Linked DNA regions of Homo sapiens: region 1 is linked to region 2. Evidence: chromatin contacts called from ENCODE Hi-C data. All regions are on one chromosome and are shown on one strand. The core of a region is the stretch at or near the end of the contact, and the rest is flanking DNA. Distances in the headings are between cores, read along the strand shown.

What was found. Hi-C counts contacts between places; a loop is a spot of excess contacts on that map. Pooled maps may share reads with other maps.
Region 1: a map with no recorded cell type shows a loop between it and region 2 (5-fold over the local background). The contact joins the promoter of WASHC2C here to the promoter of ALOX5 in region 2. A Hi-C loop is called at or near these places in 2 of 37 single-sample maps with no recorded cell type and 1 of 50 pooled maps.

Annotation. Positions count from the first base shown.
Region 1 is chr10:45,724,562-45,730,142 of GRCh38, reverse strand. WASHC2C (WASH complex subunit 2C) reads right to left here and starts at 2,877. Exons shown (of 31, transcript NM_001330074.2): 1 at 2,823-2,877; 2 at 2,604-2,726; 3 at 1,117-1,281. The coding sequence starts at 2,825. It overlaps LOC107984227 (RNA guanine-N7 methyltransferase activating subunit-like), which reads left to right and starts at 2,961. Exons shown (of 1, transcript NR_199876.1): 1 at 2,961-5,391. RefSeq lists enhancers at 2,161-2,905, 2,906-3,651 and a silencer at 3,137-3,186.
Region 2 is chr10:45,372,122-45,377,711 of GRCh38, reverse strand. It overlaps ALOX5 (arachidonate 5-lipoxygenase), which reads right to left and starts at 3,496. Exons shown (of 14, transcript NM_000698.5): 1 at 3,283-3,496. The coding sequence starts at 3,432. RefSeq lists enhancers at 2,509-3,117, 3,118-3,728.

The DNA of each region.
Region 1 (5,581 bases), core at 1,628-4,127, 350 kb before region 2:
GAACTCCCAACCTCAGGTGATCCACCCGTCTTGGCCTCCCAAAGTGCTGGGATTACAGGCATGAGCCACCACGCCTGGCCGAATACTTGTTATTTTTCAAACTCATAAGTACTCCTTTGCTGTTAAAGGAAATAACTGGCAAAGAGATCTCTAACACCTTTATTAATGTCTTTATTTTATATATAGCTCTCCAAAAAAAGACAGGAAGTGGCATTTAACTTGAGCTATTAAAAAATGCACAAACATGCTGCACAAGTTGACTACATGGCATTCTCTTAACTATTCTAAATCTTGGGCTTTTTTAATAATTTTGTGATTCTGAAAATTTTATTACTTTATATCTAACAATCTCGGGAGATCGCTTACTTTAATAATCCTTTTTCCACAAATGAATGCTGATATTCAGAAAGTTGGGACACCCTATGAGAAACACAGGTCTGTTACCTAAGCTTCCTCTCCATCCTCATCTCTTAAGTCTCCACTCTGCTCCAGCCATACTTACTTCCTTTGTATGCTGGAATTATACTATTTGCCAAGGGAGAGGCTCTATCTAATTTACCTATGTATTCCTACCACCTAGAAGAAACAGTAAATAGACAGAAATCACACATAGATTTAAGCTCAGTAATCTGTTTACAGTTGATTCCATATTGTAAGTTCGGCCATCATAAACTTTAGTTGAGAATATTGCAAGCAGACATATATATCCCCTGAATATAATTTATCAGAACAGAATGACCCCAATCAACAACTGAAACCATATGCTGGTGTCCAGAGGGTCTAACCAGGTAAACAGCTGTCCTTACAGATCACGCCACAACAAAGGCAGTGTGAGTGCCACACAATTCAGCACAATTGCTGACTACTCTCAAAACGACAAAAGATGGAAGCACTGAAGTATAAGAAAATTTTATCATTAGACTTTTTTAGAGGCTTGGAAAAAAGGACTTAAAACTTTACAAATAAAAAAGAGGCGTTAATCCCAGAGAAAAAAGCTACAATTACCAAGAACCACACTTCCACCAAAATTTAGGAGGGAACCTAACAGTAAGTTATTTAAAATTACAATATCTCCTACTCCCAAAAAAGGAATTATAATATAACTAAATAACTCACATTCTCTATGAACTGGGTATTAGAGAGCATAAGGAAGTCATTGAAGACATTATGCAGGCGACAATCTGTGGCTTTGGTTTCCCGGATTAGTCCGTCCACTTGTTTCTTGATTTCATGGGTCCTAGAGATAGTTTGCTGTGAGAATTCCTGTAGAAACTGTAGTAGCTATTTTAAAAAATAAACATACAGTAGTATCAATGTTACATGTAACTATTCTGCATGTCACATCAAAAAAGAACCCATTTCCTTTCACCTTTGAGTGTTAGAATGTGAAAGAAATGCTTTTTTTTTTTTTTGAGAGAGAGTTTCACTCTGTTGCCTGGGCTGGAGTACAGTGGCGCCATCTCGGCTCACTGCACCTCCCGCGTTCAAGCGATTCTCCTGCCTCAGCCTCCCGAGTAGCTGGAATTACAGGTGCCCGCCACAACGCCCAACTAATTTTGTGTATTTTTAGTAGAGACGGGGTTTCACCATGTTGGCCAGGCTGGTCTCGAACTCCTGACCTCGTGATTCGCCCACCTCGGCCTCCCAAAGTGCTAGGATTACAGGTGTGAGCCACTGTGCCCGGCCGGAATGCTGGTTTGACAAGTACTAAAACCAAGTGACATTGGAAAACACTAAGAAAGCTCATCAAAAGAGTGGCAGTGAGCTAATGGACACCTATCTCGTTTCTGGAAAAATTTAAAATCCCTTTTTGGCACTGGGTATGGTGGCTCACGCTTGTAATCCAACACTTTGGGAGGCTGAGGCAGGGTTATCGCTAGAGTCCAGGAGTTGCAGACCAGTCTGGGCAACATAGCAAGACCCCCATCTCTACTAAAATTAAATAAATAAACAAATCAGACAGGTGTGGTGGACGCCTATAGTCCCAGCTACTCAGGACGCTGAGGTGAGAGGATCACCTGAACCCCAGAGGATTCAGTGAGCCAAGATCGAGCCACTTGCACTCCAGCCTGGGCGACAGGGCAAAACCCTGTCTCCTTTTAAAAGTCCTCTTTGGTTGTCAATCTACAGAGATCACAGACCAAGGGTTAGCTAATCAACCACCACTCTTATTCAAAAATCCTATTCATTTGGGACTCGAACAGTTCTGAGCTTTTTGGGCCCCCGATTTGAAGAATCCCATTAAAGGATATCCACATACTGGCTTGTTTCCCACCCCATTTAGTCCAGGTCCCAACAGGAATCGCCTCCCTAGTGCCCGAGCAATCCCTCAGTGTGGCGGAAACGGATCTCCCCTCCGGATGGAGCTGAGCCAGAAACCCCATGAAGGGAACGTCGCGTCTGGGCCACGGTCAGGGTCTGCCCCTCTCCCTGGTGGCCGGGGACTGCCAGGGTGGCATTCTCGGGGGCTAAACGGGGCGTGTGTTCCTAAGAGGGCAGGCAACGGGACGGGCCAGGTGCAGGGGCAGTCGCGGTCCGGCCCTCCTGCGCGCAAGCCAAGCGTCACCCCTGCCGCTCTCGCGTCCCCGGGGCCCGCCTCTCACGCCCGCGTCGGCCGCCAGCGACCAGCTCTGGCTGCTCCTGCGGATCTCCTCCACCGACCACGGCCGCTCCCACACGGGCTCCGACGCCGGCACCAGCTCCTGGTCGGGGGTCGTCCGGTTCATCTGCAGCGAAAAAAACGAGAAGAGAGGCTGAGCCTGAGGGCGGCAGGGACGGCGGCCCCAGCCCAGGCCGGCCCCTCTCCGGCCCGCCGCCCTCACCATCCCAGCCGCCCGGCTCGGTGGGCTCCGAGGCTGCCAGCACAGGCCGAGGACCGCAGAGCCCCGGAAGCCTAGCCCCAGCCAAGCTGCCCGGGGCGTGACCGGCCTCACGTGACCTGATGTCACGTGACAGAACCCGCACGTGATCCGACCTGCGATGCTGAGGGGAGGAAGCTGCGGAAGTGGACTGGGACTGGAGTTTGGGGTTCTACCCTAGGTTGGGGCGGAGGAAGCTGGAGGATAGGGGCTGACGCCAGGAACGCTGCAGAGGCGGGTTGGGCGGGGGGCGCTGCCGCCCAAGGCCCGAGGCAGCGGCGCGGGATCGGCCAAAGCACCGGCCGCCAGTTCGGCGGGTCTGGAGAGAGGGGACCTCAAGCAGCCAGTGGAGCAACCAGCCTGGGAGCCTTCGACGTAGGCGCTGTGGGCGAAGGAAAAGGCCTGGCCTGCTGCCTCTTCTCTTGCAGCAAAATCCGCTGCTGTGAAGGAGCTGGTAGGCGGACGCTCTGTAGATAAGAGAATCCCTGATCTGCCTGGGCATCATCTTGCTCTTTATGACCTGCTTGGCTGCCACTGTGTAGGGCCTGCTTAAAGTCCTTTGCACTCTCAGCATTCCCCTCAAGTTCAAGGACAAGCTTCTCATTATGGCAGGCATAAAACTCTTTATAATTCGTCCTCCACTCTCCCAGCTCAGGGCTCCAGCTGTTGTCTCACACTTCCTTGAAGTTCCCTCTGCTGAGTCGCCCTTGTGCCTGACCAACTTACTTACTAAAATAAAAATCCCAATTTCTTTCCAGTCATGTGTGCCCAAGGGCGAGTTATTTAACTTTTCTGAGCTTTCCTCAGTAAAACGAAGCTACATATCTTGCAAGGATGTGATATTAAAGTTATGATATTGTAAAACAGGTGCCACGGTGCTTGGCCTAGGGTGAGCCTTCAACCTAGAACATACCACTGTCCCCATGCACCTTGCTCACACACCCAATCCCAGACTTTTCTTTTGTAGTCACCTCAGTTATCACCTCATTAAATAACCTGATTACCCCAAGTACAGCTTAAGTGACTTAAGTTATTTTCTATGGCTAGCGGAAGGGTCTCCGCTACATTGGAGAGCTGGGGTGGTCTGGAGTTCCACGGTGTGGTGGGCCAGAGGCCACCTCTCCTGCGGTCTCTTAGTGTCTCGCTGGCGGGGTTCGGCCCGAGCTAGATAGACACAGCCCTTGGCGGATTTAAACAACCTAAACATTAAACAATACAGCTGCCTCAAATCTTTGGGAATTTCAGAATGACTGACACTGCCAAAGCTGTTCCAAATTTTGAAGAGATGTTTGCTAGTAGATTCACAGAAGATGACGAGGAGTATCAGGAATACTTGAAACGCCCTCCTGAGTCCTCTCCAATTGTTGAGGAATGGAATAGCAGAGCTGGTGGGAACCAAAGAAACAGAGACAATCGGTTGCAAGATAGCAGACAGTTCAGAGGCAGGGACGGCAGATGGGGGTGGCCAAGTGACAATCGATCCAATCAGTGGCGTGGACAATCCTGCGGTAACAATTACCCGCAACACAGACAAGAACCTTACTATCCCGACCAATATGGACATTAAGGTTACAACCAGCTGCCCCCTTACGATAGAAATGTTGGCAGCTTTTAGTAAAAGCATTTACTGTGTTACCACGACAAAAGTTTGGGTGTCTTCTGTCGGTCATAGTTGGTTTTTTTTGTTGTCGTTTGTTTGTTTGTTTGTTTGTTTTTGAGACGGAGTCTCTCTCTGTCGCCCAGGCTGGAGTGCAGTCTCGGCTCACTGCAAGGTCCGCCTCCCAGGTTCATGCCATTCTCCTGCCTCAGCCTCCCGAGTAGCTGTGACTACAAGAGCCCGCCACCACGCCTGGCTAATTTTTTGTATTTTTAATAGAGACAGGGTTTCACTGTGTTAGCCAGGATGGTCTCGATCTCCTGACCTCGTGATCCGCCCGCCTCAGCCTCCCAAAGTGCTGGGATTACAGGCGTGAGCCACTGCGCCCGGCTCGGTCATAGTTTTACATCTGATTTTACAGAATGGATTATTGATTTTTTGGAAGTTGAGACTTTAAAAAAAAATACATCTTACTTGCGAGATGCGATGGTTGCTGGGAATACCTGAAATTGTGGATTATATTGCTTGACTTCTACCTCAGAGTCTTCGTTTCATGACTTAATAGTGTTTTGAGTTTGGTATATTTTTCTTATTTGACCTCCAGGAATTCTTCGTTTTACACAGATATAAAAATTTTAAAATAGAAAATGCTTGCTTTTACTTTGTAAGGTAAGAGAGTATCCACATGCTTAGATGTGCTCGTTTCTAAAATTCTAGAGGTTAATACAATCAGCTCATGAATGCACAGCTATGCTTCTTGTGATAGATTGTACATAACATCAGCAGTTGAAAGGTAAAACAATTGCTTTTTTTTTTTTTTTGCTTTTGTTACGTGACTATGGTACTTTGTGATTCCTTACTCTATAATGAGTCGCTCCACATTTATTTGGGTCTCTTTTTAGAGGGAAATCAGTAATAAAGCTGTAAAATAAATAAGGAAAAAAGTTGTTTTTGATGTATTTATCCTAAGGTATTACATTGTATTGTAATCATTTAAATATCAGTCTCTCCTTTAATAATAGCTAACATTTATCAAGTGTTCAGTATTTACCACTTTATACATTGTTCATTTAATTCACACAATGACTATGAGGGAGGAAATATTATTTCCAAATTATAGTTGAGG
Region 2 (5,590 bases), core at 2,247-4,746:
TCTTGGAGGGGGACTAATGAGGGGCTGTGGGAGGAGGAAGCTGTAGAGCAGAGAGGAAGATTGGGGGCCAGACAAAACAGAGACTCGGGATGAGAGAGGGGGAGGCTATGGGGAAGAGCTGAGGAAAACAAGGGACGGAGAGAGGGATTGGGGTAGTGGATAGGGAGACCAAGGGGCAGAGAAGGGGGAAAATGTGGGACAGAGAGCCGGAGATTGAGGGAGCAGAGAAGGGGCCTCTGAGAGGTGGCTGGAAGACAGAGTGTAGAGGAAAATTCAGAGCAAAAAAGAAGGGAGAGTTGTAGGGTAGAGAGCAGAAACGGGGGGCATTTAGGGAACTGGGAGCAGGGGAAGGAAGAGGAGGCAGAAGAGGGGGCAGAATGTAGGGAAAAGATGGCTCAGAGGGGGAGACTGGGAGATGAGAGACGGATTGAGGGTCATACCAAAGAAATATTTATGCTCCACTAATATATTCCCATTCACAAGAAGGAGGTATTCTAGAATTAATTTTTCATGAATGTAAGAATACTCACTGACTTAAGAAGCATGAATCATTATAACACTTTTCTACACTTGTTGAACATATTCAAGTATCATATATTAAACACCACGCTATTGCCCTTAGCTTTCTTAAAAGTACCAGCACAGAATGAAATGGGCCAACTAAGATTTCTCAGAAATCTTCAGATCTGTTACAGTTATCGTATCCGATCTGAATTACTTTAAATTTACAGAGTTAAAGAAATAAATCAACTTGTTAAATTTGCCTAGACTTGGGTTAGCCTCTGGAAACAGGGCCATTCTGTGTAGGATCCCGGCTTTCTCCAGCAGACAGTGAGGAGCCAAGGAAGACACAACCGTTTATAGGATAATCCCACCTGCGAAGGACTTGATTCCCAGTCCTGACTGAATCACTATGCGGAACTCTGATGAGAATAACAAGGGACCTGTGACTCACTTTATCAAGGAAAAAATCAGTCCTGTCCATTATTTGACTGAACTATGCCCTGGAGGAGGGGGGTGTTGACCTGCCAATAACTTGGAAATGATTAAATTGTGTGGAAATACCTTTATTGTTATTGTTATCGTTACTACTGTTAACAATACAGATTTTAACACTTTTCCCTGTAAAATGGGATAACCTTGTCTTCTCAGCAAGTACTTCCTCTAGGGTTTCTCTTTTACCTTTACCCAAAAAGGATGATTGTCTTTACAGATACCAAGCTGGGAGAATGAGGAAGTAGTTCTGGGCTGGGCAAGAGAAAGTGTTGAGTAACTTTGCATCAACAGGAACTTTCTCAAAAGCTGATTTTTTCAAGGAAACTTTCAGCCTTAGCTGGTTCCCCACCCTGCGGTAGCCCCCACCCCCAACCACCCCCCGCCCCACCCCTGACTTATAGCCCTCTCAACCCAATGGAAATGTGACATGCAAATCTCTCCTGAAATTTGCCCCTGGGATTCCGGCTGAGGTGTTTAATTATAATGTCATTTGAATGACTTCTCAGGGTAGGGGAAGACAGACCGAGAGAGGGAGATAGTGGACAAAACAGTGCCTTCACTCTTTGTCCGAAGAGCCCGCTATGGCCACGTTATCATGTCCCCTGCAGGAGGAAAGCACACACGGGGTGCCCGTGCTGTGCAGTGTGAGCACACCAATGGCCTGTGCTTCTAGAACCTTATGATGTGTGGAGGAGAATGGGGAGGAGGAAGCACTTACAAAGGGGAAGTAGCCTGTACCCTGTCCTTCTCCCCCAGGTGTGGGGAATCCATGAAATAATGGAAGTAAATGAAGGTGCGTCAGAAATGGCAGAGGGTGCCATCACCCTAAATGGACGACACATTAACTCCAGGGCACCGCAGTCCTCAGGGTCAGTTCCCCGACTGGGGCAACTAAGCAACTGAAGGTTGCTCTTGTACTCAACACCTAACTCTTCTTGAAGGGAGCTCAAGCCAGGATGCTAGTGAACTTGGCTGAGGGCCATGTCGTGCTACAGCGAGGGTATGGGCTCCTGGATAGGAATCGAGCCCATGGAGAGCTTGGAATCCAGAAAAAGAGTAGTTTTTACTTACTTTAGGCTCTGCACACCTAAAACACAAATTTTATCCAAGAGTAATCAGTTGAAACATGAACTTGCCGGTTGTATTTGTCCATTATGAGCAATTTCACAAGGTTTGATCAAATAATAAACTAAATGGTGAGAAGGCAGCTTGGTAAAGTCTAAATCTTTTTGGTCCAGTTAGGAGCTGGGGTGGGGTGGAAGGGAACTGATATTCCCTGCGCACCTGCAGTATGTCTGGGACTATTACCAGTCATTTACGGAGCGCTTCCTCTGTGCCAGGTACTGGATTAGGCACTTCATTAAAGGCTCAGTGAGAACTGCGACCTGCCCATGCTCATGGAAAAGAGTCGTGGGGCTGGAATTCAGGTCCAGATCAGCATTAGGAACTAGCTTCCAAATGCTGAGGGCTCCCTCGCGTCCTCACACCTAGCGTGGAAGTGTTCCCTGGTGTACATTCTGCTGGGAGGGAGTGCAGCCCCTCCATTTAGGAAAAGCCTCTCCTGGCCTGGGTTCTGTTCCTTCCCTTTAATTTCCTCTGGGGACTGTCCTGAGAATGTAAGCTGCCCAGGTGCCGTCTGAGCCACCAGATGGGCCTGGGCTCACCCATGACTCATGGACCAGACTGAAGCCAACCCTCCATTTTCAGCTGGGGAAACTGAGGCCCAGACAGACGGTAGAGTGAGCTGGTGGTCATGTCTGGACAGAACTCAGGCCTCTGGACCCGCTGACGTGCACCCTTCCCCACGGCTCACAGCTGGCTGCTCCGAGGTGCCCTCAGAGTTCTGTGAGCATGACTCATCTGCCTCTCCCTCCCTGTGCGACCTGCAGAAGGAGCCTAAGGAAGAGGTGGCACAAGAAACGCGGCCCAGTGAAGGGGGCTCCGGAGCCTCGGAGCCCAGATCTTGAAGTGGAGGGGAAACCTTGGGCCTTCTCCTCCCAGGGAAGACGCCTTGCAGGCGGCACGCGGGAAGTCTCCGTTTCCGACAGGGGTCGCGGCCGCCGCGAGGGGTCCTGGACGCTTGCCCACCAGGGTACCCACCGGCCACTGGGAGCCCAGGGCACGCCCCACCGCAGTTCTGCCCTCCCTGACAGGGTCCTGGACACCCCCAGTCCTGTCCGGGCCGCCCCGACGGGCCCTCGGCGCCCCCGCCCAGGCCTCTGCCGTCCAAACCGGGTCCCGGACGCACCTCAGCCCGCGCTCCACCCGTGCCCCGCCCGCGCTCACCGCGCCACGCTCGAAGTCGTTGTAGAAGGGCTTGTCCAGCAGGTGCTTCTCGCTGCAGCCCGCCGAGCCCACGAGGCTGAGGTAGATGTAGTCGTCAGTGCCGGCGAACCACTGGCTGCCAGTGGCCACGGTGACCGTGTAGGAGGGCATGGCGCGGGCCGCGGGAGCAGCGAGCGCCGGGAGCCTCGGCGCGGCGGTCCAGGTGTCCGCATCTAGCGCCGCAGCCTCCTCCCACCACTGGTCCCTGGCCCCGGTCCCGGCCCCGCCCCGGTCTGGCTCCAGGCTCCCGGCTGCCCCCGCCCCCGCCCCCGCCCCCGCCCCCGCCCCCGCAGTACTTCTCTCCCACTCTTCACGCGGCGCCGACTGGGCGGGACCTCGCCTCGGGCGGGGCAGGGGCCTCGCTCCTGGGTCTCTCCTCAGCGAGGTGTCTGTTCCTGCAGCCAGGGGACTGGGGCAACCTCGGCTGCCACCCCTCATCCATTCGTTCACTCGTTCTCTCCTGAATTGCTTCCACCCTTTGCCCTGCCTGCCTGCCTCGGCTTCGCCCAAGGCCAGGCTCCTGTAGGCCCTGGGGTGGAGCTGCGGGGACTCCCTACAAATCTAGGCACAGCCTCTGCTCTCCCCAAGTTCTCAGTGCCACTTGCGGTACTTGGAGCAGGGGTGCTCCGGGAGTCTGCAGAGGAAGAGCGACCCATGAGAGAATCAGAAGGGCTTCCTGGAGGAGGCCACCCCAGCGCTGATACTGAGGATGGATTCTGGAGCACAGAGGCTCCTTCAGCGCGGGCTTCTTCACTGGCTGGACCTGCGGCTCCTGGCGGGGGCAGGCGGGCGCCGAGACCGCGCCCAGGCCCAGAGATGGCCAGTGGTCGCGGGAGGCAGGCGGGACGGCACATCTGGACATGCGGGGCTGTCTAGGGGAGGCCAGGGGTCACGGGTCGGCTCTCTGAATCGCGGCGGGCAAATGCCTGGAAGGGTGTGGAGAAGGTTTCGCGCGCTCCTGGGCGGCTTCCCGCGGCTGGGGCCTGACCCCCAGGTTCCCGCCCACTCCTGGCGCCCGCCTCTCCCAGCCCCGCCGGCAGCGCAGGGTCTGACGGGCACACAGTCGCGTGTATTGATCTCGGCTAAGTTTAAACACTAGCTCACCGTGCGTGGGGCGGCGGGGATGTGAAGTCCCCAAAGGCGGCTGCCTACATTCTCACCAACGCTTCATGTCTGTGAAGCAGCAGAGTCCCTGTAGCATCTCCTCATACTGTCTTGGGTTTGTGCACCTGGCAAATGGCTTTGAACATCTTTTCACATGCTTGTTGGATATCTGTATATTTTTGGAGAGATGTATATTCAGATGCTTGACTCTTTGGAAAACTGGGCTATTTATCTTTTTTATCATTGAATTGCATTATTTATATATCCTGGATAGAAGTCTCTAATCGGATACATGACTTACAGACATTTTTATTGCTTCTGCGGGTTGTGTTTTCACTTTCTTGATGATGTTTGAAGCACAAAAGTATTTAACTTTAAGTCCAATTTCTTTTGTCGCTTGTGATTTTGGGGTCCTATCTGAGAAACCACTGCCTACAATAACATCTTAAAGATTTACTCCTAGGTTTTCCTCTAGGATTATTATAGTTTTAGCTTTTCATTTACATCCGTGACCCATTTTGAGTTAGTTTTTATGCATGGAGCGATAGAAGAATTCAAATTCATTGTGTTGCATGTGCATGTCCGGTTGTCCATGCATCATTTGTTGAATTCATTATTCTTTTCCCATTGCGTTGTCTTGACACCTTATTAAAAAGTAATTCATTATAAACATAACGGTTTATTTCTGGACATTGATTCTAGTCCACTGATCTGTAATGTACATGCTATACAGTGCCACACTGCTTGATTACCGCAGTGCTATAGTAAGTTTTGAAATTGGAAAATGTTAATCCACCAACGCTGTTCTTTATTTTTCAATATTGTTTTGGTTATTCTGGATCCTTTGAGATTCCATATAAATTATAGAATCAGCTTGTCAATTTCAGCCAAAAAGCAAGCTAGGATTTTGATAGGGGTTGAGTTGAAGCTGTAGATCAATTTGGGGAATATTGTCACTTTAACAATATTAAGTCTTCTGATCCATAGAATATGTTTCAGCTTATTTAAATCTTTTCTTTTCTTTTCGACTCTTTGGAGTCTCCCTCTGTTGCCCAGGCTAAAGTGCAGTGGTACAATCTCGGCACACTGCAACCTCTGCTTCCCAGGTTCAAGTGATCCATTTACTTAAATCTTTTCTGATTTATTTCAAAATATTTTGTAGTTT